2 separate regions of the Mus musculus genome follow, and region 1 is linked to region 2. Evidence: chromatin loops called from intact Hi-C (ENCODE). Cell type or tissue: left cerebral cortex. All regions are shown on one strand. Each heading gives the region's core, and the rest is flanking DNA. Links, peaks and the distances in the headings are about the cores only. Region 1 overlaps Sestd1 (SEC14 and spectrin domains 1). Region 2 overlaps Zfp385b (zinc finger protein 385B).

The links. A loop is a pair of places that touch in the nucleus more often than their neighbours do. Peaks named below come from ENCODE experiments on the same cell type or tissue, not always from the same donor. Only the 100,000 strongest peaks of a DNase experiment are listed, where the experiment ranks them.
Region 1: a loop joins it to region 2, with 5 times the contacts of the local background. A loop is called at or near these places in 5 of 42 quality-filtered maps.

The regions. Positions count from the first base shown.
Region 1 is chr2:77,255,863-77,271,501 of GRCm38, forward strand. All of the region lies in intron 1 of Sestd1 (SEC14 and spectrin domains 1), which reads right to left. It also overlaps the pseudogene Gm13650. Among named protein-coding and RNA genes, the nearest start is that of Sestd1, 17 kb to the right of the region's middle. In left cerebral cortex, for the core only: CTCF peaks have their summits at 4,521 and 8,217; DNase peaks (open chromatin) are centred at 4,480, 6,482, 8,283 and 10,355; H3K27ac peaks cover 1,611 bases.
Region 2 is chr2:77,688,153-77,703,791 of GRCm38, forward strand. The region is part of intron 3 of Zfp385b (zinc finger protein 385B); the gene reads right to left. Among named protein-coding and RNA genes, the nearest start is that of Gm35431, 69 kb to the right of the region's middle. In left cerebral cortex, for the core only: no CTCF peak of the experiment used is centred there; no DNase peak of the experiment used is centred there.

The sequences.
Region 1 (15,639 bases), core at 3,901-11,900, 430 kb before region 2:
TCCAGGTCATGTTTACCAGCTGCAGTTCTTTTACTTAATGTGTGGGTATTGTGCATGGTGATATTTAATCAAGACATTAACATGAGTAGAAGGTTGCTGATTTAAGATAAGTTTGAGATCCACTAAAGTTAGTTGTTGTATGTCTGTCCTTGTGGTGCCTTGGAAGCTTCATATTTTCTTGGGACATCATAAGATGTCTTAGCTCTTGAAGTATGACTTTAATGCTATAGGAATTTTGCCATTTTGCTAATACTGGTATGCTCCATGCATCCACCATTCCACTGAAATTATTGATCCCATTCATATTAATTTTTGTTACAAATCTAACTGATGTGGGGTCTTATGGGTATTTAGATCCACATTTTACTTTCAGGCTATACATTCTGTTTTCATAGTTTGTCCTTGGTGGCCCAATCAACATGCCTGCCCACCTTGTATCATGTCTTCATCATCTTCAAGGCCCCAGCTAACAGTACCATCACCTACTCCTTTCTGTCCTTCTTCAAGTTCTTCCAACAAGCTAAAATTATGAGTAACTTTAACTCCTGTGGAGACCGCCATCTTCTCCAGCTGCCACCTGATAGGTCTCTAGAACTTTGTACCTGCAATACAACTTCAGGTCGGCTACTAACTTTAATTAATATAGAAAACACAACTCATGTTTTTGTAGAGATGTTTCTAAGGATTTCCCCTTAACCCTTAGATAATAAAGATTGGATCTAGAAGAATGGAAAGTTTCTAGGAGAAAGAGGATAGTAACAGAAGACCTGAAACTAACTCAAAATCATACAGAAAGGTAAGGCCACCATCAATGAAAAATCCCTGAAGAATTGTGACAGCCAGCATCATTATTAAGACTGGACAGAAGCAGGCTCAACAGGGCAAACTTAGGAGAACAAAGCTTCAAAGGTATGTAGGTACCAACTTGGCCAGAGGATGTCAATAGTTGCTTAAATGTTTAAATAGCTTCTTACATGCCCAAGAGTGCATTTTGAGACATCAGCATCTGAGCTGAGGAGTAGTCGGAGAGTGCTGCCCTCTGTTTCATAAGGAGAGCGCGCAATAGACTGAAGGCCCAAACAGAACCCAAAAGGAACAAAAAGTTGAACTGTTTGCCTCATGGCCTGCGTAAGAAGACCTTAGTCTTCCATCCTTGCCCTGGAACTTAACGCTGCTGTTCTCAGTCCTCAAGCTTTTAGTTTCAGACCAGAAGGCACAGACAGGCTCTCCTGGGTCTCCAGACTGCAGACAGCAGATCCTGAGGCAGTTCAGCTTCCAGGATTGTGTGATTCCATTTCTCATGAGACAGTGAGAGAGAAAGAGTGAGTACATGTGCTCTCCTTCCTGTGGTTCAACTTCTGCCTCCATTATTATGTGCCTCCATTTATTATGAGAGAGAAGGAGGGAGGGAGGGAGGGAGGGAGGGAGGGAGGGAGGGAGGGAGGGAGAGACCTTTCCAAAGAAGATAAGAAAGCTATCACAAAAACCAACCCTATTTACCTACACTGGCAATGTAGCATACCTTAACTCAGTCTACTAAAGGAACAGTCCTGCCACCACAAGAAAGCTTACAGAGTTAACTAACCTTGATCCATAGGGACTCATGAAGACCAAACTGCCAACCAGAGAATGCAGGTGGGATGGACCTAGGCCCTCTACACATATGTAGCAGTTGTAGAGCTGAGTCTTCATATGGGACTCCCAAAGTGGGGGCAGGGGCTGTCTCTGACTACACGGCCTCCTTTGGATTTCTTTCCCCTAACTGGGCTGCCTTGTGGAAGTCTTGCCTGGCTTGACATAATTGGGCTGGCTGATGCCCATGGGAGGCCTCCTCCTTTCAGGGGAGAAGTGGAGGAGGGGTGGATGGGGGAGGGGAGGGAGAGAGACTGGGAGGTGAGGAGGGAGGAGAAGCTGCAACTGGGATGTAAAGTAAATAAAAAACTGACGCTGAGGAAGCATCCCACCAGCTCAGCAGTGGGCTCGGTTACCTAGTGAGTATTCGTCCACAATGCCTGTGAAGCAAAGACTGAGAGTGCGTCCTGATTTAAAATGGAAGAGGGTGGGATCAAGACACACTGAACATAAAACAGTGCTAAGAAAATAAGTTTTTCTCTCCCTCCCAAAAAATAATAATAAACAGCAAAATTTGAACAAAACCTTTCTGTTGTCTATAATTCCCTGATGCTTTATTATATTATAATTATATAAGAAAATTCTCATTTGTATTTTTGGGACAGTGGATACTAAAATATTTAGAAGTAAATGAATACAATATATACAAATCACTTTCAATGGCTCATGAGAAATAATATTTCTTTATTGCTTTATGAAAAGTAAACGTGGGGTTGAGTATGGTGGCACATGCCTATGACCCCACTAAGGAGGCAGTGGCTGTGGCTATACAAGATCCTGTCTCAAGACACCAAGGCCTGGGGTCTGGGAGGTAGCTCATTGCCCTGCCAGTGTGAGGTCCTGAATTCAGATCTCCATGGGGCCAAGTGAAAGAACTGGAGAGACAAGTGGCAGGGTGCTGCCAGGTTCCCACTCCGAGTTCTGTTTAAGTCCCACAGTTTTGTCTCAAGATATATTCTCAAAGTTGGGACACATTAGAGCTCCAGATCTCTGCAGGGGGCGGCTTGGTCCTACAGTATCACCAGGCAATTTTTCACTCATTAAAAAGAAAAAAAAATAAGGAAGAAGGCTCCGTGCACACACCTGTACTCCCAGCACCGAGGGGGATGAGACAGACAGAAGCCTGGGCCTGATGTCCATCCACACTCGCTCAATTAATGAGCTTCAGGTTCCATGAAAGGACCTGTCTCAAAGACACCCAATGTTGCCACCTGGCCTCCACATACACACATATGTACAAGTACATGAAGACATGTGAGTGTGTGTGTGGGAACAGGAACACACACACACAAAACCTAGGCATGGGACAGTGAATTAAACAGACAGCTCTCAAAAGAAGAAATACTAATGGCCAATAAATAATTTTAAAGGGTTCTCCATCCTTAGCAATAAGGAAAATGCAAATTAGATTCTTTCTCGATCTTGTCAGAATCGGCTCCATAAAGAATAAAATGACAGTAAATGGTGCTGAGGACACAGCAGGGAGAACCTTAGCTGGTGGGGGTGCACGCGCTGGGGGCCACAATGGAAATCAGTCTGAAGGCTTCTACAGAACTAAAAATAGAATTACTAAGGGTCCCATGATACCACTCCTGGGCACACTCAAAGGACTCTACACCCTTCCAGAGTTGCTTGCATACCCATGCTCAGGGCTGTTCTATGTGCAGTAGCAAGGAAACTGAGTCAGCTGAGATGGTCATCCACGGATGATTAAGGGGAATGTGACAGAAACATACAATGGCTATAATGAAATCTGAAATCTGCAGAAACATGGGTGAAACTGGTAATATATTATGTGAGGTAAACCATACTTCATTTTCTTTCTCATACACTAACCCCTAGCTTCTAGTGTGTGTGTGTACATGTGTAAGTGTGTGTATAAGTGTGTGTGTGTGTGTGTATAAGTGTGTGTACATGTATAAGTATGCGTGTATAAGTGGGTATGTGTATGTATAAGTGTGTGTGTATGTGTATAAGTGGGTATGTGTGTGTATAAGTGTGTGTATGTATAGATAAGTGGGTGTTAGTGTGAATAGAGGTAAGGAGCCTTAGCTATGGGTCCTTGAGAGGTCAGAAAGGGACTTTAAGGGAGAGTTGTAGGGAAGGGAACAGAATAGAAGTAACAAAAAAGTAGAAAGGGGAATTCTGGGGACTGAAGGGTACAACTGGAGACTGGGGAACAGGGCGATGGGGAGAGGTGGAAGATGATTTACCAAAACTAAAAATGCATGAAAACGCCATAAGTAAATCTGTTGCTTTGTATGCTAACTAAAAACAAAAATGTAAAAAAGAAAGAAAAGGTCAGGAGATACAGTTCAGTAGCAGAGCACTGGCCCAGGATACCACAGCCCTGGGTGGAGTCCCAGTACAGAATACATTAAATGCAGAAATGGAGTTGATATTAGGAGACCATAAGGTAAAGACTATATGGAAATTCTTCAGATTCTTTTTTGGTTGCCATTCTGTAACCTTATATTATTTCAAGATGAAGGCAATTTCAGTAAAACTACAGTATTCAAGAGTTTTCCCTATCACTCAATGGCACACATGCACATCCACACATATCATAAGACCTCATAGAAAAGTCCATGCCCTCCACAAACCACAGCTGCAGAGCCTACGTCTCTACCCATCCCCAGCACCACTGCCTGCTGACTGAACAGCCTCTGGTTTGCTTCCCAGATGCAAACTCTCCTCTCAGCCAATCTTCACACATCTGCAAAATAAAGCTGTCCGCCTACTACTGTACTTAGTATGGAGTGGCCAAACCTCCACTGGACTGTGACAGACATTTCTGCAGGATCGTGACTCTGCCTTTTCAGCTGTATTCCTCTCATCAGCAACACCTCTATGTTTATGCCCTGGGCTCTGCTGCCATCTGGTTGCAACACTTTCTTCTACATGGCTTGGCTGGTCTGAGGAATCCCCACCTAGCTTTAAAGCCTTCCTTAGCTTTGCCATGGTTGTAGAGCATCCCGGGCACAGAGTGGACAGGCGGTTTTGACTAATGTGAGCTTTCTCAGAGAACAGCTCACTGTACAGTCACTGGTTGAATTACTCAGAATATAAAAATGTCTCAAACAGTGTTAATATGAATAATAGTATGGACACATACACACAGTTGAGAGCACACAGTAAATAAAGACATTAAGAAGTCCCATAGTGCTTTGCTAAAAAAAAAAAAAAAATGAAGAAAGCTAAGAAACCCTTTTAAAACTTATAAGTTGAATACACATCTTCCCAAGGGAAACAGCGTGTGTTTGTCCTAAGGAAGGTAAAACAAAACAAGTCCTACACTTAATGTTTTAGCTGATGCAAATGCTACATTTTAATGTCTATAGCTGTACAGTGAAGGACACTGGCTTTGGGTTTCTATTACTGTGAAACTCTCTGGTCACACACTCCATCACTGAGGAAAGTCAGGGCAGGGGCTCAAAGCAGGAACCTGGAGGCAGGAGCTGATGCAGCACCCATGGAAGGGTGCTGCTTGCTGCCTTGCTCCTGTGGCTTGCTCACCTTGCTTTCTTATAGAACCCAGGATTACCTGCCCAGGATGGCATCACCCACAATTTGCTGGGACCTCCCAATACAATCACTAATTAAGAAAATGTGCTATAGGCTTGTCCATGGGACAATCTGGTAGGGGTATTTTCTCAAGAGTTTCACTCTTCCCAAATGATTTTAGAGCAAGTCAAGTTGACATAAAACTAGCCAGTACAAATACCATTGCCCATAGGCTTTAAAATCATGAGCTGAGATGGAAATTAACACTGTAAGTAAAATAACATAAGACCCGAGTGCAGTGCTACTTTATATTTAAGGATAATAACCATCTTTTTGTCCAAGTGGTTTAAAAGACGTGACTCCTGACTTGAAATTCAATTCTATTAGAAACCTAATCAATCCTGAATCTTGCTGTCTTGGTTCTAAAACCAAACCCATTATGAATAATCTTGTATCAGAAAAGAAGTTAAAGGAAACATTATCAATTTTAGCTGTCCTTCTTTCTGCTGCATATAATACAGGAGAAAATGGAATTATTTCAGTCTTAAAGCAGACATTCTTTAGTTATTAGTGACACAGCGATCCAAGTTAAAACTTCTCTGGAAAAAAAAAATCCTATAACACATAAATGTGAAAACCCCCGAGCACAGAGGGAGGACATTTCTCATGCTTGCCGATGACCTCTTTGCACTGCCTCTTCTGTGGCTCACAGGACTCGCCTCTGCCTACCCTGTCCTTCCTATGTGTTCCTATCAGAGTCGGCATAGACATTTAGTATCCACTCAGTCAGTGCCTTTGATCCAGCAGGGCAGGACCAAGCCCGCTCCACTTATCACTGTGTGGGCCAAGTCCTGAGCATTACACACAAGGAGCCCAGTATGTATACAAAAAATAGCTGAGGTAATCTGAAGAGGTTTTTACTTTTTTATCATATTTTTTTGGGTGGGAAGGGGGACAGTGCATGGCCCAGTGCACAGGTAGAGGTCAAAAGACAACCTGTGGGAATCAGCCCTCCTCCCACTGTGTAGTCTCACAAATGGAACCTGGGTTGAAGGGCTTACCTGATGTAAGTTTCCCTCTCCCTAGAGAAGCTGTTTAATGTTTAGTTATCATAAGACTTTGCTTTTTGTAGAAATCATGAAAGTCTTTCTATTCTAGAACAAGTGTGGATAATTAGGCCCCATATGCTAACACAGCGACAGGCCTACTTCCAGTATCATGAAACATCAGACCCTCCCTCAGAGCTGAGGAACAGAGGCTGGCCAGCCTCCACACACCAAGACAAGAGTCCAGGAAGCTGGCAACCTTACTCCGGCCACAAAAATGGAGATACAATCATAGCACAGAAATCTTGAAATGATACTGTAGACAGTATGTATCTCTTAAACATAGAAAAGGTTTAGGTTCCATAAAAACACACATTAAAACACAAGCATCTACTCCATTTAGAAAACCAGAAGCCGACTGAGAACTTGACAGAGATCCGGTTCTGTCTCCTGTCAGTCCACAAGCCTCCTGCAGAGGCTTGTAAGCCCCTCAGCCAAGGCTCCTGGAAAAAAAAAAAAAACAGAGACCTGATGTTTGATGTACAACTAATTAGAGATAAGGTGGTATCATTTTATAATCCTGCACATGTCTTACTTATAGAGGTCATACACAAAGCCCTGAGCTAAACACGCATGCCCAAAATAATGAACTGGAACACCAACTCCTTCCTCTGAGGAAAGGCACCGTCCCAGAAGTTAATTGAATTCTTATCTGTCCTCCTATTTTTATCTCCGTGTTCTCTATTAACTGGCCTCTTTTCTCTTTCCTCTTTCTTCCTGACTTGCCCCTCTTTTCTGAACCGCTTTTACAAGTAGCAGCCAAAGCTACCTGCACACAGTTCTGCCACAAGACCCTGCAGTGTGCCACACTCAGTATCCATTACCAATGCCTGTTAACCTCTTGTCTGTACCTAGTTGAGATGCTTAGACTCTTAGTAGCTATACATGTTATTGTTTAGGCCAAAAGAAATTCCAAGGCAGATTAAGATTACCTTGGAGCTGGTGCCATACATCTATGATCAGAGACAGGATAAGGCCTCTGGGCCACAGAGTGAGGTAGAAGTTAGTTTAAGCTACATGAAAAATGGTCTTAAGAAAATAGAAGACTATGAATTTCAATGACACATGGTGATGTATTGTGTAATTCAAGCAACCAGGAGGGTGAGAGATGAAGAACCCAAGTAGGAATTATCCTGGGCTAACAGCAAACTCCACTACAGCATGGGCTAAAGGGTAAGCCTTGTCTCAAAATAACCAGCAAACAAAATGATAGCAGACTTTGTTTAAATAATATATATGGACACTGTTATTGTCTCTTTACTGTTCCTATAAATACCTTTTTAAAAACTCAAAAGAATTAAAAGTCTTTGAAAAAATTAGTATAGGATTTTATCATTTCTGAGTTGCCTTAAAACATTACAATGGTTATAACCCTGGCAACCTGGTGGGATTTAGAATCACTATGGAAGCAAGTCTCTGGGCATGTCTGTAAGGGAATATTTAGATCAGGTTAGACTGAGAGGGACAGCCCACCCTCCACTCGGGCAGTGCCTTTCCCTGGACTTGGACCTGGGCTGCATGCAAAGGGCAAGCGAGCAGGGCAGCAGCACTCCACACTCTGCTTTCTGACGGAGAGCAGCCTGGCCTCGGCCGCCATGGCAGATGGCCTCTGGAGCTGTAAGCCAAAACTAGAAACCCTGCACTCTGTGTTTGTGACAGCTATTTTGTCAAAGGAGCAAGAGGATTAATGAATATGGATATCTATTTTCATAAACTGTTGTTTTCTCTTTGCAAAACAACTACTGTTTCATATAATGCTTCCTACGACAAGGTTAAGTAAGCCATTTGCAGGAGGAGTGTCCTGGTTTCTTTTCCTGTTTCTGTAATAAAAATACTCTTACTGAAGCAACTTCACAGAGTTTTTTAGCTCACAGTTCAAGGTATGACAGCATGACAGAGAAGTCAAGGGGGCAAGAGTTGGCAGCAGCCGGTCACACTGCATTCTCATCTGCAAACAGCAGGGCTCACGCACCTTGGGGCCACCCACAGGGGCAGCGCTTCCCTCTCAATGTATGCAATCAGGACAGTTAATCCCTGTAGACTTGCTCAGAAGTCTGTCTCCCAGGCAACCCTAGATTTTATCAATTTGACAATACTAACCATTGCAACTCACAACAGAATTTTCAAAACAAACTGTTAAGGCAAAAACTTTAAAAGACAGACTTCTAGGCTGCGGATGGAAGCATTCCAAGACAGAAATGTTGAGCAGCAGAAAGCACGGGTGTTCACTCATACTTTAGCCAGACCCCACCTTAGAGTTATTGGGAGAGTTTTCAACAACTGCCAAAGCCAAGGACCCCTTTACATCAAGTGGACCAGAACCCAGGGCCTTGGGCCAGGGCACAGGATTTAATCCAAGGCCCCAAAGCTAGCCACAATGTGTTCAAAATTATTGGCCAAGTCTAAGAACTAATACATTAAAATAATAAGGAATTAATTGAGACTAGTACTTACTAGTATTACTATTCCTCGTCCTAGGTACAGCTGAAAGCACAGACATTTAGCTAACACAAGCATAAGGAGTTGGTGGACAAAGCAGACAAAAGCCTGGTGGGGGCGATGAGACCCAGGAAGCAGCCTAACATGAGTTCTGTGGAGTTCCTGTTCCATCTCTGCATCTCAGACTCAACAGTGAAAGGCTCTCAGCCTGGCAACACCAACAGTGCGGCTGAGCAACACAACCAAAGCCTTTGACCACACGCAGGAAAGGCTACACAGAGCCAAGAGTTTCACCTCCCCCATATCCCACATCCCCACCCCTACATAGAGGTGGAGTCCACATGAAGACCACAGTAGAATTCCGTCAGTCTGTACAGCAGTCTAGGTGCTAGGCACGGTGGTACACAGTGGAGTTATCAGAGATTGGAAGTCTGGGGAAAGACATTACCTGAATCCAGGAATTAGATGACCTGCCTGGCAACACAGTGAGTAAGAAACAAACAAAACAAAAAGCCTCCAAAAATCAATTTTGAGCATGACTAAAACAAATTTAAAAACAAAGTTTCACCAAAGAAACAAAAGCTGCAAGAAAATGAAAGCTAGGCACAGTGGTCAATGCCTGTAGTGCCTGTAATCCATGAACTTAGATGGCCTGAGGCAGGGGGATCAGACGCTTGAGGCCAACTGGCATACTCAAGTTAAACAGACTAAATAGTAATGTAAATACAGAGTCAAACAGTCATGAAAACAAGAGAAGCTAATGATGCAATAATAATAATAATAATAATAATAATTAATAATAATAATAATAGCACTGAAAATCGAGGCTGGCTCATCACTCAGTGTTGCACTACCAGGACGGGGAGACTTCTCAGTGAGATGCTCGTGCACTACATAGAATTCTAACAGGAGGAAATGAGCCTGGTCCGAGAAGGGAGGAGAAGGGGTGGGGCGGTAAAAATGTACAGGAGAACTCCAGCCGCTTTTGATCTGGCAAGAGCACATGCACTCAGGATCAAGAAGTTAAGGGGGACCTGAAGAGGACAGAGCCCAAGACAGCTGCCACAGAGTAGTTAGTTAGTCTTCTGAAAACCAGGACAAAGAACACAGTCAAAGAAAAATGTGATCTTACCCGGTGTTCTGACAAACAATTCAAAAGACAGCAGGCCTCTCCTCAGACACCACAGTAGGCAGAAGGAGGCAGCACAATATTTTTCAAACGCTGAAGGAAAAAACAAAACAAAACAAAAAAAAGTTGTCAACCCAAAACCCCAAAACCTACACTCAACAAAAGTCCGTGGAGCTCATGGAAACACTTAGGAGATGGGGAGATGAAGGAGGCTGAGAACTGTGTCAGCAATGGACAGTTTTAAAGAATGGGTCAGTGCGACTGGTGTTAGCGGAAAAGGGAACTGTACCTTAAGAGGAAGCAACATGGTACACAAAAGCACCGGTGAATATGCTTTTCTTGTCCTTGTGTTTGACAGCTAAAGCAAAACGGTTTTATGTACAGGAAATATTTTAAAGCATGGAGGGGCTGGGGGGTCAGCAAAATCTTTAGCAGGCGGGACTTGGCTGGTGGAAGTAGAAGACTAGGGGTTTGAAGCTCACAGCCCAGCCTTCAGTTCCTGCACTCAGTGTCCTGGTGCCCAGGATGTGGAGAACTAGTGTGGGATGGCCTGCTTCCTGGAACTCCTCCAGGACCTGCCTGCCACAATGGAATCTTTCCTCCTCTAAGCTATTCTGTCAGAACACAGCAAAGACTGAGAGAGGGGACCAAAGCTTCCTATCTCACCTGATACTGGTAAAACGGTAACAGTGTACTACAGGAAGTTACATGTTCTGATGCTGAACACTGACAGGACCTAGAATCACCTAAGAGACAAGTTTCTGGGAACTTTCTAGATTGATTTTACTGGAGTAGAAAACACACCCCTATATGTGGGCATCACCATCCTGGGGGCTGAGGTCCCGGCAGGAATGAAAGAACATGAACTAAGTGCCAGCCTTCACCCCTCTGCTTCGTGACTGCACAGCACATACATTAGGTATACTAATCCAAATACCCTGGGCTAGACACCAGACTGGCTCAGGAACAGGACCCAGCACAGCTGCCTCTAACAAATGTAATAAACTAGCTACTCTACTGGGCGTGGAGCTCAGAGCCTCAAGCACACTAGGCAATCACTCTCCCACTGACCCATAGCCTCATTCTTCTCATTTCTTCTTTTTAGTTTTAAGACAATAGCTAAGCCAGCCCTGAACTTACTCTGTACCTCAGGCACACACCATCTATGCCAACATAAGCTCACTACAGAGTAACTACAGAGGCAGGTTGAAAATAAAAGAATTTTTTAAAAATGTAAATTAAAAAAATAGTAACCAAAAGAATACAGAATGACCTCTAATAATACATAAAGTTGACTCCAGAGTGAAGAAAATATCAGACAGAGAAGCAAATTACTTAAAGAGCGCTAATTCATGAAGATACAGCATATATTTAACAGCAAAACTGGAAACCATGGAGCAAAAACAGGACTGAAAAGGTCACCAACAGACACCTGGAGACTCAGCAGGCAGCTAGCTTCCCTCCATTTCTTCCTCTCCTCTCCCCTGACTCCACTTCCTCCACCTCTCACCTCCTCTCCCTTTCCCCTTCCACCTCCCCCCATCCCTGTCACCCTGTCCTAGTCGCTTAAAAGTTCATAAAACAGAAAATCAACAATAAAGAACCCAACAGCTCTCCATCAAGCCACAATTCCTAATCAACATTTATGGAACAATGTATTAAATAGTAGAATGTACCTGTCTTTCAAAATATCCATGGACCACACCCCAAGATGACCCCAGGCAAGCTCCAGTAAACTTGAAACAAAAGATCAGGCTAAATGTCTTCTCTGATTACAATGAAACCAAGCTAGAAATCAGAAACAACAGTAACAACAATGAAAGGGAAATAAATGTTCAAGTATTTCAAAACTAAGGAGCAGTTTCTAAATAACCTGCAGGAAGATGGTGACCTAAGGAAAGGGACAAAGGTGAAATTTGTGGGATAACCTTGATGGTGGAAGTTGGTCTTGATCCAACTCTGAGCTTATGTATAAGAATTGGGCTCCCATTAACAAATTCCACTGAGCACATTTCTTACTGGTTAAGTAGATACTGTTTATAGTTGAATGGGATAAAACACATGTTGGTGTTTTGCTTATTTGTTTGTTTTAAGTTTACTCTGGTGTTGGGCTGTAGTTAGGTGGCAGAACACATATTTGTATACCCAAGGCCCTGAGTTCAGTCCTCAGCACTGCCATCTCAGTTCATCTATGACGTGAATCATTGAATCACGTGACCTAGTGATGACCATATATGGGGGGGGGGGGTGTCACCAATGCTTCCCTCCAGCAGTCTATGCTCTGTGATCAAATGTCACCAAAGCAACTGAAGTGCCATGCACGAGTCGATATGCTGTGCATTGAGTGCTGTGTCTCCTCAAAAGTCCTAACCCTCCATGTGACCTCTGAGGCAATGGGCCACTTGTAATGACTAGCTCAGCTCATGAGGACAGGACCAGCACCCTGCTGAGAGAGATGTCTAAATCCTATGACACTGTGATCTACACTCTAGCCACAGCCATCAAGAAAACAACAGAGGACCTCAAGTTCAAGGCCTACTTGGGCTACAAAGTGAGCTCAAGGCTAGTCTAGGCCACTTACTAAGGCTATCTCATGTTTTTAAATGCAAAGAGGACCAGGGGCACAGATGGAGAGTATCTGACCTTGCATCTAAGACCCAGTACCACAAAAGAGATGCCAAAAAGGGCCCTCCTGCCCTCCTTCACGAAAGGCCACAAGAAGATGCCATCTATGAATCACACCAGACATCAAACATGACACTGATTTCAGACTTTCCTGCCTTTACAAGTGTCAGAACTTCATCACTATTGCTTACAACAGCCCCAGAATACATGCTGAACAAACAAACTAGATATAAATAGCAGCCTGAACAAACAAAACAGATGTAAATCATACAAGTTTCTCTCCTACCAACATTCTTTTTTCTAAAATATCTGATCTTAAGGAAGTATTAGGAAAAAAAAAAACAAATATCTGCTTGGATGACTCACACTAAGATATGAGTAACTGCTGGGCTTGAATAGTTCCAAGGTACAAAAACAGCCTCACTCAAAGGACACTGTAATAGAAACTGTGTATGCAGAACAGAATCCAAGTTTTTTGCTCATCTGCGTAAGTCAGCTGCCCCAGGGCCTACCACAGCCTACCGCCCAGTTTCTAGCCTGGTAGTTCTCAAGTATTTAGATGTAAGTGGGATACAAATCCTAAATTACAAAGCACTGGCAGTGCCTTCCTTCTTGTTATAAACCCAGATCCTGAAAGAGCTTTGCCGCCTTTCCCACAGGGGAGGTATATAGCACAGAGCTCTTGTCTGGATAAAGACAAGACGAGCCCCACCCACATTAGTAAAATCTGCACCTGTCTTCTCAGCCACCATAAAGCTCACTCCGGGCTACTAAGTGCTCCAGGGCATCTGTGTAGATGATATCTCCAGTCCCAGGAGTCTGTCCTTTCTGATTAAGTAGGACTGACTGAACTGTATTTTAAGGCAACTAAGAGAAATTCTGGCTTTTGGGTTCAGCTGGGTCTGATGAAGGAAACAGGTCTGCTTCCATCTGGCTGAGCCCCTGAGGCTTCAAACCAGACTCGGATTCCACTGAAGTGTTTACTTCCCGTCCTGATTCAACATCCCTTTCCTCTCCTCAGCATGGTGGTCACATTTGTACCGACTCTTCTATCAGCTCTAAGCGCAGGTAATGTGTTCCTGGGTGCTGGGGTGTCCATCTTGTAAGAGTTAAGTAGGAGGCAGCACACGTGATGTGCTGGTTTTACCTCACAGATGCTCCAACACAAGAGACAGATTTCAGAAAGAGCAAAGGACTTCTCCTGTTAATCCCAGCCAGCTGAGAACTAAGCGCCTTCCCCTCACTCTAACAGCACAGGCGCCCACTTGTCGAGAGACAAGGCTACTCTGGCTAGGGTTGGAGGTTGTCCTCTACTGGACCCCGCTACTTGTGAGCACAGAGGGTGAGCTAGTAGGTATGGCAGGCAAGCAGAGATCCTATCTCAGACACCAGGCCGACACAGAATGTCCCCCAGACTCCTTTGGGAGGGATTTGCCTCCAGTGACCCAAAGGACCCACCACTAGACCGTAGTGCTCAAGGTCCCACTTCCCCTCAACAGCACCATGCTGGGCTCGGCTCCTGACACACGGGCCTTTGATGGACATGTTACAGCCAAGCTTTTGCCCAGCATGCCCAGGGCTGAAGAAGACAAAAGCAAAGACACCCAAACTGCAGCAAGCTGGGAAAACAGACTCTGCTCTTGTTTAAGCAGTGAGAAGAAGGGGAGGAAAGCAATGGAGCACGGCTGGGCAGAAGGCAGTTACTGAGGATGCTACGGAAGGATGCTACTCAACAGTAGAAGGCATCAGACGCAAGTGCCGACTGGCAAGGGTGGTACCAGCTGGAGAACTCAATGGAGAAGGAGAACTTCTACAAGTCGCTATTACTCCTAATCGTGGTTATATATACAAAGAACTTTCATTTCATGCCTAATTATTATGCAAAATAATAAATCTGCATGTTATAAACTATGTCAAACTGATGTGTTTTGAGCTTTACTTTATATAACCACAAACTGTTCTTCCAGCCCTCTTCCTGGCAGCCTCCTTGGTCAATTACAAAGCTGCAAAAGCAGCAGGGCCACACCCTTAAATCTCTAAGCATCCCCAGTCACCATGCTTGCCAGTTCAGGAGTCAGCAATATGGAATTCAAATGCTCAACGGGTATGTCCTACAGCTACAGTATTTTAGTCTTTCCCAAGTTACTCCTCACCTCAGCTGTTTCCTGTCACTTCCCAACTAATGAAGAACAAGGAGTTCTGAACAAGCAACATCCACACCAAAACCTTGCTTGTGTGTCTGTCTGAGATAGGATCTCACTGTATAGCCCAAGCTAGCCTTAACTCAGTGGCAATTCTCCTGTCTCAGTCTCCCAAGTGCTAGGATTATAGGCATAAGCAAATCCTAAACTCTTAATACCTCGGTTTAAAGATACTCAAATTAATTCCTAACAAAAGAAATTGCCAAAGGATAGACAAAGGTCAAATAGTTTGTTTACACAATTAATGCTCTAACACTACTCTTCTCAGATATGCCTGGTCAATATGCAAACTAGTGCCTGCATGGAGGGAGATTCAGCAGTGTTCCAAAGGGAAGAAGTGCAAGTAGCAAGACTCACGCCGGCTAATCTTGGTTGTCTACTTGACTACATCTAGAATCAACTAAAACACAAGCCATCTGTAACGGATCTTTCTTAACCAAGTTATGAGAAGCAAAACCCCACCTCGCTCCAGACAGCACATTCTGGTGGCAGCCCACATAAAAGGACAGGAAAGAGGAGCCTGCTCCTTGCCTACTTGCTCTCACTCCTGATGGCAAGTTCCTCTCTCTTACTGCTGTGCTTCTCCTTCCACATCAGAACCAACGTTTTGGGGATTCTAATATAGACTGAAGACCAGCAGCTCTCCAGAACGCCTTCAGGTTTGTGAGTGTTGGACCGCTCAGACACCCAGTGCCATGAACAGAGACAGCCACGGTTGGGCTGCCCAGACTGCATCCTGTAATCCAATCTGAATTCATTCTATCAGCTCTGCTCCTTTAAAGAACTCTAACTAAGAGAGACCTGAAATCCAGTTTCTGGAAATACTCTGACAAGTACATTCCCTCTCCATTATCTATGAAATAACAAAACAAAGCAAGCAAACAAACAAAAGGAACTGATTACGGTATTATTCTGACATCCAAAAACAGTAAAAATTTTAATCCTAGTGAGCACTTATGCAGCATCAGACTCGGGGCAGATGCTCCCCTAAGCTTCTCACACA
Region 2 (15,639 bases), core at 4,799-12,798:
TCCTCATGATTAGACATAATCAAAACAGCTGGGGGTGGACCCAATCTAGTTGGAAATTCCAAGGGAACAGAATCCTGGGAATGCAAAATGCTTGCAGAAATGAAATTTGTAACAGAGGTAAAATCCTCAGCCAAAAAACCCCGAAAAACCAAAAGGGCAGATCTTGTATTCTCGGGTTTGGAGTCGTACTATTCACGGGGATATCACCATACATGCCTTTGATCATACTAGTCAGGTGTGTGATGCTTATGTAAAAGACCCATTTTCTCTAATTTCCTAAGACAGGGCTGTCAGGGTCACATGACTACTAGCTCTAGGTAAGGTCAGAGATTAAACAGCACACTGATGCAAGTGTGAGCTTGTCTTAGGTGTTCATTTTAATTATGAACTGTTAAGTTAAAAATATCTGAAGTTTGATTTAATCTACCCAACATTGGCTCAGGGAAAATCAAATGTCCCTTCTTAGAGTGGCTGCACATTCCAGTAGAAGGCAGTGTTGAGTTGAGGTCTAGGACCCTGGCTTAGTCATTAATAATTCTTTTTTTTTTAATTAAGAATTATTTATTTTATGTATGTGAGTACACTGCAGCTGTCTTCAGACACACCAGAAGAGGGCATTGTATCCAAATACAGATGGTTGTGAGGCACCATGTGATTGCTGGGAAATGAACTCTGGACCTCTTGAAGAACAGCCAGTGCTCTTAAGCGCTGAGTCATCTCTCCAGCCTGCCCATTCATATTTCTTAAAAGTGCCCCTGGTTACTGGCTTGATTTATCTACTCCTCAAGGCTGTTCATGCCATGCAATGGCAAAAGTAACACAGCAAGTGGTCAATTAATCAAGACAGCATCTTCACTGACAGCCAACAGAACTCGACCTCAACTCACCCCGTACGCTCCAGTTCTTACACTCCCTAGGCCCTTCGTCTGTGACCTTTATCGCCTTACCTTCTCTTACAGAAGTAAATTTCTTCTATCGTCTGGAACCCATGCACCATTTTTCTCTGATATCATCCCAATAGCGCTTAGCTGGCTCAGAAGCCCAGACCTAACTTAAAATACTAAGTCTGAAAGGAAAAAAAAAATGCTTGGAAAACACCAATTAACTGGCAAGTCAGCACTCACAACAGAGTCTTGTAAGTTAGCTGTTTCTTCTATACCAATAAGAAAGTTAAGTAGGCAGGGCTGGAGAGATGGCTCAGTGGTTAATATCACTGACTGCTCTTCCAGAGGTCCTGAGTTGAGTTCCCAGAAATCACATGGTGGCTCACAACCATCTGTAATGGGATCTGATGTCCTCTTCTGGTGTGTCTAAAGACAGCGATAGTGTACTCACATATATAAAATAAATAAATCGAAAAAGGAAGAAAGAAAGTAAGTAGGATAACACTTCTGCTTACAGAGGCTTCTGAATAAACCTGGATAAATATGTGAATGTCTTGGGCTGGAGAGATGGCTCAGTGGTTAAGAGCATCGACTGCTCTTCCGAAGGTCCTGAGTTCAAATTCCAGTAACCACATGGTGGCTCACAACCATCCGTAATGAGATCTGACGCCCTCTTCTGGTGCATCTGAAGACAGCTACAGTGTACTTAGATATAATAATAAATAAACCTTTTAAAAATATATGTGAATGTCTATGTATGTAAAGGACTATATATAAGAGGTTCAGTGGAAAACAATAGCAAGTTATGGTGATACAAAAACAGGGGGAGTGGATGAGGGGAACGGCTCAGATCCAGAGGTAAGTGAGCTTGGGCAATTCCCTCCACACTCACTCCCTACAATGGACAGCACACTCCAAGGAAGCAAAAGTAGTCTACCTACAGGGATTTCTCTTCACTTGAGAAATGTAACTAAATCTTAAACGTGAACATTGGTGCTTCAGCTGAGTTATTAACTTTTAGAAATTATGTTTACTTGACAGAAACTTACTTAACGGAAATACATAATTTCTTCAAGAAAATGTACAGACATTTGCTTTCCTCCTCAATCTGCAGTTCTCGGCCTTCCCGATGCTGTGACGTTTTAATACAGTTCCTCATGTTGGGGTGACCCCCAAACAACAACAAAAAAAACATTTATTTTCATTGCTACTTCAAAACTGTAATTTTGCTCTTGTTATGAATCATAATGTAAATATCTGATATGTGACCCCTGCGAAAGGGCCCTTCAACACCCCCAAAGGGGTCATGACCCACAGGTTGAGAATGGCTGACTTACCTATGTGGATCTGGTTAGTGCTATTCCAGTTTGTTCAGAAGAGGAATCCAATGCTGGGTTTATGGTTCCCACAATCCCATGCGTCTAGCACTGTATCGGACTCTCTGACAAAGGCGATTTAATTCACTCTTCTCACCTACCCGACTGAACTCTGCCACACACAGCTAACAGGAGTCAGGGTTAGGATGAATCACAAATCCTTCCATAAGCTTTTCACCGTCAATCACTCGGGATGTTCTTTCAAAGACTCTTATCATAGATAGCCTGCAGAGCGCAAACCCCTTTAGGCAGCCGTTTTCAAAGGTGCCTTAAAAACAAATTGAGGGGCTCATCAGAACATCCAAGTCTCTGATCCTGACAGAGCTAATCAGTGTGGGGAGTATGGGGTGCAGTTCGCTGTGTGCTTAGCATTCACACAACCCTGAGTTTGATTCACAGTACTTCAAAAAAAATTAAAAACTGAGCACAGTGAAATAACCATACTGTTGTTGTCATCTACAGGGTGGCTCTCTTGAGGTGGTCAGTTCTGGGGTAACTGTTCCATATAAAATCACCTAGTGTTATAAGACAGTGTTCTATTTCAAAAGCTGGGCCCTAAATGCAGGGTGGGCATAAGCATCACACCCAGCGTGCAGCAGGCAGCTTGGCAAGCTTGGTAGAGCACTAAGTGTGCAGCCACTTCTGCAGCTTTCAACTCTTACCTCCTGTGGTTCCGCCCTTTTTTTTTCTTTTCTCTTTGTATATGGCAGTGGAACTTGCAGAAAGTTTTGTTTCCATCACAAAGCCCAGGTCCCATAAGGCCTGCTGTTTTGTGTGCACACCTAGCACAAGTGTTTGATGGAAAGGACATTTCAATACCTGCACGTTCAGGGATGTGCGAGGAGGAAGGTCCCAGCAGGCACCGAAGATAAACACAAACTAGTGGGCAGGCTAAGCCTGGGTATGGAAACTGGTCATATAGATCCAGCACAGCACTTGCTCAGGCGTGACCAAACACCAGCTTCTCACGTTCTCAGGGACAGACAGAGGGGACAGCCTGCAGGACAGCAGGCTGGCCATCTCCAGTTACAGGGCAGGGTGGCCTTTGCTCTGTGTCTTGTCCCCAGATATTAACGTGGCTCAAAACCATAGCCAACATTATAGGTTTTTACTGAGGTAAGCTTTGATAACATCGTATTCCTTCCGTGTTCCTTCCACTCCCAGCATCTTTCATATCCTTTCCTATGTGAACGTCATATGTTATTTCCCCCAAACAACTGCAATGTTAAAAATTCAAAAGCACAAAAAGATGAAATATAAACCTACTTCACACAATAAAAGGCAGATACTCAAAAGTACTTTGAACTGTGTCCTGGTTCCTTTGTGATATAATACTCTGTTTTTCTCATTTTATCTCCCTTTCCCCTTCCCCTATACCCATGAACACATATACAAATACACAGATGTATTTTTATATAAATAATACACACTTTGTTCTATGTCTTGTTTTGCCCTTATATCATATACAGTATTACATGTTGGCTTTTGCAGATTTATCTTATTATTTTAAATTACTGCATAATATCATAGCACATGGACCAACAACAGTTATTACTGTCATCATCTGCCACATGTGGAATGCTGTCCTCTGGGCGTGACAACACTATTACCATCTTATTCAGAGTGGCTAGGACTGTCAACGGGGCACGCTCCCAAGATCAATTCCATCCCCCGGCGGGAGGGTCGCAGACCTCGCCTGAGCTTGCAGCCTCTCAGAGCTCCAAACACTCTCCCTCACCCCCACCCCCTCATAGCTGTCAGTGATTCTGCACCACCTCCACAAAGTCACAGAAGATGCTGGAGTGCACAGAGGCAGGCTCGCTGAAGGGGGCCTCCAATTATGCAGCTTTGGAAGGCCACCACCCATCCTTACTCAGGACATTTTGGGGACACTGTGGCTGTTTGGGGGCCACTCATTTTCCTGCACATAAGCCCAACAGTTTCACTGCCTTACCAAGATGGACTTGAATGGAAACATTTCTTTGATTTATTGTTGGAGTCCCATCTGGGATGCATAAACGTTTGCTCATTTCTTCTTCAGGATAAGTTGGCAACCACGTAAATATTCTTTATATATTTCCCACTACAAGCCATATTATAGTAATGTTCTACATGTGTATGCATACATATACACATGAAATGGCATTTTTTTTTGTTTTATGCCTTTGTATATCTATGAGTTCATGCATGGTTGACTAAACCTAGCAGTACAATGTATAAAGTTTACATTTTGATAGTTATTGTCACATTACCCTACAACTGTGTGAGCCCATCTAGATTCTATCAGCAATAGAGTTCTTATGTTCATGATTGTATTTGGTCCTATTCATTTTTAAAACTAATAAAAATGGCATCTTACTATAACTTTAAATAGGGCTGTCTTGGGGTTGGGGAGAAGGCTCAGCAGATTACTAGCTACACAGATACCATGTCCTGAGTTCGAGCCCCGGAACCTGTGTAAAAGCGGCGTGTATTGGCATGTACTTGTAATTCCCGAGCTGGAGAGGCTGAGACAGAAGGCTCCCAGAGGTCTGCTAGCCAGCCAGTCTAACCTAAGAAACACATTCTCAGATCAATAGACCCTGAATCATAAAATAAGGTGGAGAATGAATAAGGAACACAGCCAATGTTGGCCTCTGGCCTCTACATATACCCAGACATGTACACAGGCACACACAAAAAGGAGAGAGTAAATCTTGTTAAAAAACAACACTATGGAATAATGTATTACGTTCTTCAGAGATATTTACAGGTCCTGTATGCATGGGCTTTAGCCTTAACTCCAGTGGTTCTCAATCTGTGGGTTGTGCCCCTTGGGAGCATCAAACAACCCTTTCACAGGGTCGCCTAAGACCATTGGAAAACATAAATATTTACATTATGACTCATAACAGTAGCAAAATTACGTTTATGAAGTAGCAATGAAAATAATTTGATGGTTAGGGGTCACCACAACATGAGGAACTGTATTAAAAGACTGCAGCATTAGGAAGTCTGAGAACCACTGCCTTAGTGTTTTGACTGGATCACTTGTTATGTCCAGATAGTGTAGTCAGGGCCACAGATTTGAAGGACCAGGTCACTGATCTCAAGACACTAAGAGTCTAGGATGTGAGACAGGTGGTTTTAAAAATGATATGTAATGTCATGTCCCAGCATAGATTTAGGGACTTGGATCTGACAGGGTGGCAAGGGAAGAAAAGAAATGACAGATGGACACGGAGACAGAAAGTTGGAATCAGGTGGCCTGTGCTCTCAGCCCTGTATCCAGTATTCAATTTTCCTCCTATTACTTCCAAGGAAGACAAACTCATCATTGGCTTCCCTAAGAGCTGAGGCCCGAGAACCACCCCTTCCCCCCTCCTTTGCTTGTTTCCTGGCTTCTCTCCTTCCCCTGCGTCCTCCTGTCTCTTTATTCCTCTTCTCCTTTTCCTTCCTCCTCGTCTTTCTCTGTATAAGCCTGCTCCTCTTGGCAGCCTTCCTCCTCTAACTATGAGACTTCCCTGAAGCCCAAGTCCACACCCTTGTCCCAGTCCCTTTTCAAGGTGCCACTTTGCTGAGTCCTTGCTTGATCCCCAGGAACACTTCTGACTAGGCAGTGAAACAAAAACAGACAGACTGGCAGGCAGACACACAAAAAGCTGAGGTCGGATGGGTAGACCAGGGCTCTCTGCAGGAGAAAGGGCACAATAAGCTGAGCGTGATCAATATCTACAGTTGAACAGGGAGGCAAGGTTCTTTCATACAAACAAAGATGGAGGAGGCAGAGCTTATGGTATACAGCTGGATCAAGGAGACTGATTTAGCTCATCTTGGTAGAAGCAGTCTCTCTCTTCCGGCTGCAAATGTGGGGCAGGAGGAGGAAGCTATGGTGGACATTTTTGCGCATATGCTACCAAAAACCCCCACACAAGGACCAGAGGAAGGCTTTGCCATCCTTCTCTGAGCCTCATCCTGGGAGAAGGGTCACTCCACCATTCATGCCCATGTCTAAGGCTATGGATTCCTTGACAAGGCCTTGTGAGCACTGCACACTCAGGCCCTCACATGCAGGGCTCTCTCTACTCTGTACCATGTAGTGTGATAAATATACTAATGAGCTGCATTTACTGCCTGAGCACAGAACTAGTTCACTGTGGGCACAACGTTTGTTCTTAAGTATGTTTTGTCAATTCTTTCGAAAGCTATTTTATAAACATTTAAATATGATAAAAGGAGGATGAATATGATTCATTGGTCAACAAAAACCATCAGTAGCAACAATAGCTAACAACTAAAAGTTGTGTTAGGTACACATATATTAGATCAGTGATTATAATCTACTTATTGAAATAAAAGAAAGAATAATTTATAAATTGTCAACATTGTTAAAAAAGAATAATTTATAAATTGTCTACATTGATAGTTGACAAGGGCTTTATAAGTTTGACTAAAAGATAAAATTGAGCACACATTTCCTCCAATTATGTGACAGCATTTTTTTAGGTTTTCTTCTAATTAGCAAATCGAAGTACAAACTTACCTCTTCTGCCCTTGTTCCTCTTCCAAGTCACAGAACCATTAAACTTTTAATCCATGGTGATTCCTGCTAAGTACTGGATTTGTTACACCATGCTAAATAAGCGTGCCCTTTAGCATGAGGTGTGTCAAGGATGGTTAATTACACTGCACAGGAAGCCCCTTTCCCAGTCAGACGTGATAAAATGTGATGCTGGTGTTAATGCCACTGACTGGTAAGCCTGCTCCTTCAGCTTTAAATCACCACCTGAGCCGGCCTCCTACTTGCAAAGGCTTTATACCTTTTCTGTGGAATAAGTGAAGATCACTGACCATAGTCACTTTCCATACCATGCCCTTCTAAGTTCAAACGACTGAATTGATTACGGCATCTACTGTTGCATATGCAGAGGGCCAAACTGCATCCAGACTCAGAAGAAGCTAAGAAGAGTGTGCGTTTGTGTGTGTCCAAGTCATATATGTAGGCATGCACTATCATCACTACTGTATTTATTATGCTAATTTCTCATCAGTGCAGTGAGCAAATCCTACTTTCTCTATTCTCAGGATTATGGCAGGCATCAGGTGGAGTAACAGTTGGGAAAGAATGAAGAATTAAGAGCAGCCGACTCCTTTCTCGGTGGTGATACCAGAGACGCCATAGAAGATGCTATAGAAGGTACCAAGTGTACATTTTACATCCCTTTGACAGACATGACAGAAACATCTCAAAGAAGGACTATTTCTTTTGATGTATGGTTTCTGGGGTTGCTTAGCTGCATGCATTTGAGTAGAACACATGAAATCAGGAATCTGTCCAAGGAGAGCCATTCACTTAGTGGCCAGCCAGGAAGCAGAGAGGCAGGAATGGTGGCTCTAAGCTAGCTTTTCCCACCTCTCATCTTTGCTCTCCTATCCCTCATTCCATGGGCTCGGACTAGCCACATTCAGGGTGAATCTTCCTCACTTAGTTAATACTCTCTGGAAACAACTCATAGACACCCAGGCAGATGTGCCTCTTTAACCTCCTATGCGATTCTAAATCTAATCACCACACCCTTCAAAATTGTGGGGGCATATGGCAATCATAGCATGCTTTTCACCCAGATCCATCTGTTTCATCAATATTCCTACCCCTTCGGTTCCTCTTAACTGAGGTTAATAGTGGTTCCAACTAGGGTTGCAGAGCAAGAGCATTTGAGAACACAAGGTTGTGATGCTATGGTTATGCGTCCAGCACCTGATCATTCAGTGTGCAAGGCAGCCTACAGATAAGCAGTGAAATTGCTTGTGCTTTTCTATTTATCTTTATCCTTGTTGGATAACATGAAAATTTTAATGACCAGGTCATAAGGGTCTGAACTGAATCATAAATTAGGGTACTTCACTCTAAGTTCATAGGGGCCAGGTACACTGAGTGTGTAAGTGTTCAACCAGTTATAAATCTACTAAAATCTTTGTCACCTGGTGTTGTGGACTCTCCTACCGAAACCTGGTCTAGGGTCTTCTTCAAAACTTGTAATCTGGATCCCCCCCCCAAAAGAATTTAAAATCTCAGCTGAGCTGCTGTGTGAATCTGGGTGGGGGTTGACTTAATTTCACTAAAGTTTACCTAGAACTCCTTTATAAAGGTAAAAAGACTAAGGAGTTAAATATATAGAGGGCAGGGTATAACATTAGCTTGAACATTGACTATTACTATTGTTATTTACTAAGTCCTATAATTAACACCACTTATCACACATATTCCATTGAATAGATACAATAAAATTTGTTGCTAGGAATTTCATGTTGGTTAAACCTGTTGTAGTTGAACCTAGACCTGTATTAATAGACTATTTCCATGCTATCTCTATTAAAGAATGACCCACAGCCATTTCAGAACTCCTAGTAGAAATGACATCTACGACTCTATACTTCCCATGAGTAGGAAAAATGTAAACACTCATGATGTAGATGATGGAATCTTACTTGGTCCATTAGTATACTTAAATACACAAACTCCAAATGTTCCAGTTAGACAAAAGTCTAATGGAATTTTATCTATCACATAATATATAAAGCATAGAAAACTGTTGGCAAGAGAAGTTACTGTGGCTTCATTTCTGAATCTTGTTGCTCCTGTCCTTTTTAAAAGCCCTCCAAAAAATCTTTATCAAAGAAGGGATAGTTTTTGTTTGTTTTCTTGGTTTTATCAGAAGACAGAGAAGCTTCTAGAAGATATTTCTTTTAAAAACGACACTAGAGTCTCAGAAAACAAAACCAGATAAATACAAAAAACCTCTCTGGTACTAGCATTACCACAGCTCTATAACAATTACTGATCAATACCATGTTTGAAATCTCATCAACAAGACATTTGGCTGGGTGCCCTGGTGGTTTACAGAGTTCCTAGAGGGGATCAGAAGACATTAGTCTGCTAAACTCTAGAAACTTAAGGATTCCCGCAATCTCATAGTCTTAGTCCATTTTGTGCTGGTCTAACAGAACAGCTAAGACAGGATAATTTATAAAGAGCCAACATTCACATCTTACAGTCCCAGAGAACGAGAAGGCCAAGATCAAGGGCTGTGTTTGACAAGAATCTTTTTGCTGTAGAAGGCAAGAGGTCAGACTTACAGACTTGCCATCCTGTTCATGATGATGGTGTTACTCCATTCCTGAGGATGGAGTGCTTATGAGCTAAAAACCTGCCACGGACACCACTATTCCACACTGTTGGCACTAGGGATCACACTTCCAACACGAGAATTTCGGGTGGCATTCAAACCATTAGAGTTTTAAACTAAGATCTTGACTTCACCAGCACCTCTCCACTTTCAAATGAAAAAACACCAGTAGATATTCAATGATTGAGAGTGGATCATGAATTCATGCTGGTCATTTGCTTTAACAAACATGCTATAAGGCCAACTATAACTATAGCTATGGTTGTAGTGTTACTATTGTTATTTACTAAATCTTATAATTTACACCCCTTATCACACATGTTCCATTGAATAAAGACAACAATAAAATGTGTTGCTAAGAATCTGATGTTGGCTAAACCTGCTGTGTGTGTAGGAGGTTACTGGAGAAAATCTAGAGAGGAGGGGAGTGTTTAAGGTAAAGAGAGAACCTTTTCCAAGATACTAGAAAAGACCACAAATATCATTTTAAACAGTTGGAAAAAGGATGTATAACATAGTAATAGTATTGGCTAGAAAATTAGGAGAGGGTAAAAAACAGGTTAATGGGGGAAGCAAAAGTTATATTTATACTTAGAAATAAAAGTAAGCAGACTGAAAGAAGCATATATTGCTAATAGACATAAGTAAATAAGGTAATAAAAATGTATCTTCCCATGTTACAAGATATGGAGGAATAAAGTGATGGCTGATGGGGAGCCTTTCAGTCAAAACAGAGATGGCTGACTCAACAATACTTTGTCACCATAGGAGCAGGCCTTCATTTTAAAACCTCAGGTCAACTGCACTTACCAGAAACAAGAAATGGGTTTTTTGGTCTGACACATCACATGACTGACACAGATAAAACTGAGGTGGGCTATTAATCAGAAACAGAAAGATTAAGGAAATGCCCTATACATCTTCTTTCCCTAAATCACTTTCAATTATTAGGTATCCTGGTAAGCAAAACTATCAGTGTGTGTGAAATTCATTCCACTTGTTTGTTTTTGTTTTTTAGTTTTGAGAATTAAATTATACATTCATATATATTTACTCCTGTTGGGACTATTTACAAAAAAAATGGTGGGTATGAGAATGTGAGAGAAGAGAGAGAGGGAAGGCAAGTCAGAGGTTCAGTGAGCGGAACACTTCTCCTTAGGTGGAGGGAGGAGTCTCAGAAGCAGGAGTCTCAGAACAGGGCCTCTATTCTCCAGCAAGGACAGCCAAGGCACAATGATCTTAATGAGTTCTAGTAAGGTGAAAGTTGAGATAGCTCAGGGTAAGGGTGGGGTTTGGGTCAGCAGACTGGCATATATACAATTACATATAAATGTTATAAAGTTATTGCAATAACCCAATATCAGCTGCCAAAACATTCTGCCATCACAGGCAGAATGCATAGTGGACACACATACTCTCTCTTCTACTTTACCTTGCTATAGTGAGTTCAAGCTCTTCTGGTATGTAAAGCCCCTAAGCCTCTTGGCCTTTCTAAGGAAGCCATGGGGAGCCAAACAAGATTAGTAAGTCCCAAGATTACTCAGAAAAAAAAAAAAAACATTTAAATAAGGACCAGATGGAGTGGTAGAGCAGAGGGAGTTAATGGGAGAAAACTTCTATTAAGCATACTAAGTACAACCAAGAAAAACTAATTTATAAATATTTCAAATCTGATGAAGTCTTGAAAATGTTCTAACTGACAAGGGATAACAATTGGAAGCTAATTGTATAATCCTCATTTATTTGAAATGTCGCTGGCAGCTATTATTTATTGTTCTGCTGTTATTGATTTATTTTAGTAATTATAGGAAGCCTTCACACACTCATTATTTCCATTCTACAGCACTATTTTTGCCCATTTTAAGTTTCTCAAATGGTAACTTAACAGCAGGCATGTTTAGGTATAAAATCCAAAAGCAGAAATGGATTGCTTTGGCAGGAACAGAGAGCCTCTGTGTTGGCTTCTGTAAGGACCAAGTTCACAGGCGGTCACCTAGAGGCAGCCTCTTATTGGGAAAGCAGGTAGGGAGGCTCAGGGTTAGACAAACTTGCAGTCAGCTAAACAGCAATCAATTTTAGAATACCCACCACCCAAATGATACATGTAACATAATAATAGTTAAAATTATTATATTTTTAGCTAAATTTAAAGCTTAACTAGAAGACCTTTGTGTTTTTACTTGCTAAATGTAGCAACTGAAGACAAGATCTTCCTCGTTCATTAGTGGGAAGTAAGGAAAAGAAAGTCAATGAAAAGACTGAACGCTGAGGCCAGAGACACACGCTCTCATTAATCCACATCTACCTCAGCAACATACCTCAAAACAAATTGCAAACTCCATCAATTATCCAGACCATTGGGAAGTGGGAAGGTCCTACGGACTAGTCATGTTCTCAATTAAACTAGCTTTACCCCCATGGGCTACATTACAGAAGTAATCGTTTTTTAAAAATCAGCTAACGAACAAGTCCAGGTTGTTGACCTCTGATATAAAAGTAAGAGCTGTCAGCAGATCACTTCCTCAGGACTCCCCAAATTCTATTACCTATAAAGAAAAATTGCTGGCGAGATTGAGGCAGATATGACAAGTTAGCTCCTGCTTCCCTTGAGCGGATTTTCTTCACTGTGTGTAACATGACAAATCCCATACTACCAAGGCTTTCATTGAGTAAACGCATAGCATCGTCTAGAATTTCAAGAGAAAATGTCAGTATCTGATAACCTTCTAATTCTCAACCCACAAACACAAGCAGTTTCCTGGGCTTTGGGGTGATGAATGTGAGTTATTTCTAAAACAAAGTCCACTGTACAATGCGATGATGGCTGGAGACTCCCGAAGGAATAAAAGGTCTTTACAATTATGCTACATCTAAAGCCACGTTGACTTCTGATGAAAATGGCATGCTTTACATCCTGGCATTTCAACAGCAACACCATTTTTATCTTAAATTACTTCTTAGATCTCTCTCTCTCTCTCTCTCTCTCTCTCTCTCTCTCTCTCTCTCCCCCCCCCCCCTCTCTCTCTCTCTCTCTCTCTCTCTCGTGTGTGTGTGTGTGTGTGTGTGTGTGTGTGTGTGTGAACACTGCATGCACAGGTGTCCATAGGTGGCAGACATGGCAGATTGCTAGGAGCTACAGTTGCCAGCAGTTGTGAGTAGCCTAACATGGGTGCTGAGAACTGAATTCAGGCCCTCTGTAAGAGCAGTACATACTCTTAACTGCCGAGCCATCTGGAGAGATGTTTTATCCTGGATCTTTAATTGCTAGGCAAAGATCCAAGAATTAAAAGAAGGGAAAAGTGATGAAATTAAAGGTTTCCAAAGGTCTTTCAGACCACACAAGAGGAAAAAACCCATTATCAACATTTCAATATATACATCTCAGTCTCCTGGACGCCTGCTACACCATGCAGAGAACAAACACGCTCAGAAATCATTATTTTTATTACTAAGAACAATAACAAGAACACACTGTTCCCTTAAATATCTTAGTAGTTTGGGTCACCTCTGATTCAAAACTCTCAACAAGCATTACCTTCTGATGGAAAGAAAAGCCCAAGGACGGCACAGTCATTTCATCTACTGACATCCATGAAAGCAAACAAAAATTGTTTTTGAAATTTCAAGATCAGGTCTTTTCATGACAGAAGATATCTTTCCAAAAATTTTAATGCCTCTTAGGAGAGTTTCAATTTGATGCCTGATCTCACCCTGCTCTGAGTATATACGCATGCAACCAAGTATTGGTTGTTTACATAAATATGAGATGGCAAACGCTTCTGACTGCCTGTAACAGGGCTTAAGCATGCATTAGCAGAGAAGCAGGGGAGGCGTCATGATGAATTGCAAAACACAGTCAGGCCCAGTAAAGTAGTTTCTACATATGCATTGCAATGAAGGGGTTAGATACTGTACACTGGCAGGGCACAGCTATGTCCAGGGCTGGACCATGTCAGCAACTTCTGACGGGTGGGTCCTGGATAAAACAGCATAAAGAACTTTGGAGAAATGGCAATGGCTCCAAAGCAAAATTAATAAGCTTGTCTTCTTGAGGGTCTCACTGCCCCACCCCCCACACACACCTGTCTTCTTGCTTTTCTTAACTATACAGACACGTTAGCACACACAATCACCTTTGGCAGAACACCAAAATCCTGGTAGTGGACCATCAGTTGACCAGTACCATAAAAAAGAGCCACTAAATGAGAAACCATGTGCCTGGTATAAAACTCATTTCATGCCTTTAAAAGCACACAGTGGCTTCTAGCGAGATAGTGGCCCTGGGACTTGCCGAGACAGATTGGTGAGCACAAATGGTTTGCTCCTGATGTGACTGCTTAGCCAAGCTTTACATATGCTGGCTTCCCGAGTCTTCGAAGGAGCGTATAGTCATCTATAACTTAAAGCTGCAAAGCACCAACAGCAGCCTCAACTACATTTAGCAAGAAAAGCACACTCACATATATGCTCAAATCCCATGTGCCATGTTAGCCTCCAATCAATAGGAACAGATTTCTCTGTGCTCCTAACACACCCAGTGCATAATAAGCATAATGCTATCTGAATACAACACAACATGCACGCTCTTTTTCTTATACAGAAACGGCTCTGATCACATAAACTTACAGTAGAGCGGAACCTAGGCAATAGGATCTCTAGCAGGAGGCTGACTTTGATCCTGCCCTTATCTTACTGGCCTTCCAGTGCCCCACACTTGAAATGTTATATCAGAAATATTCTGAGCATGATTATCCGGTCATTTAACTTTCCCAGGTGAGCACCAGGGAAAGTTACATTTTAAATGATAAAATATGCTACATTAAAATATCACATCTAGTTCATGCATGCATGCTCCATAAAGAAATACTGTTCATTTTCCCCTCTTGGTCAGTATACCATCACTAGAAACCAATTACTGCAGGCTGTCCACTGCATGACAGGTCATAACTTTTAATTATTAATAATGTCAGACTTAACAAGGTGTCATCTACAGTATGCAAGCCGTTGCTCTCACTTTCTCAGCTACCTTGTAAACATGATTTGTTTCCTCCTACATATTTTTCATGTCAAAGACTCTGCAGAATGTATTTGGTTTACAGCCTCTTTTTTTTTTTTCATATACCTGAAACACATAATAACACTGCTAATTGCCTACTTTCGGTAATGATAGCAAATCGCGTATCACTGACTTGTTCTGAATGTTTAAAATGCAGAGGAAGTCACCTGCTGGTAAGATGTCCCCGGCACACAGCTAGTACAGGGGAAAAAAGGATGCTTATCACACCCATTCAAGAGAGTTACTTCCCAATAAAATTAAAGGCTGTTCGATTTGCTCTTCAATTTTCCCCTTCCCAAGTGCCAGCCCGATATAATAATCGCCAGTGATGACTCCACAGGATTCAAAACAACGGTTAAAAGAATCTGTTCCTGGCATTCCCAGACCACAGCACCCAAGTTTTACAATAAAAGATGCTCACCTCTGCTGGGAAGTCCACTCCACATCCTGGCAGGGATTTCAGCAGCTTCACGAGCAACCAAGTTGGATAAACAAAACTTCCAGGATGCGGCCAGCGTGATGTACGGTGCTACCGGGACTTGGCTCCAGCCTGATTATCCGTGACAGCCCCACACTACATCAGTGCCGCTCAGAACCTTCCCGTGGCTGGCTTATTTCACTCTCATTGAAAATCCTTTACACGCTGGCAGCATCTTAGGGAAGGACGAACGCGCTCTGAGTCATTTGTTAAGAAAGCAGAGCAGCAGTTTCAATCTGGATCTCTACGCGTGCTGAAACCAGCAGCACTGTCAACGTTCGCGTCGGAGGTGGATTTGTGCCGAGAAACAGGCAACCTAAGCCTTCATTATCAATGCATGAAATCAGCCACTGTGATCAAATTCAAGCAAACCACAAAAAGGATGTAATTATGAAAGGCTCCACAGATTTAGCAACAAACCTTGTGGAATGAAGAATCGTCTTTCAAAATTGTGTGAATGTTAAAAATAGCTCTGGCTTTTCAACAATAAGCAGGGTAGAGGGAAGAAATCACTAGTCTCTAGCATAAGCCCTAGGCACTAAGGCTGCAAAAATCAAAACAGCTATAGGTTCCCAGGACTTCTTCATTCACAAATGAAGTCACTAGACAATTATGATGAAATTTTCCCATATATTTCACAATGTCTATTAAGAAGCAAGTTAAATATCCTTTAACTCTT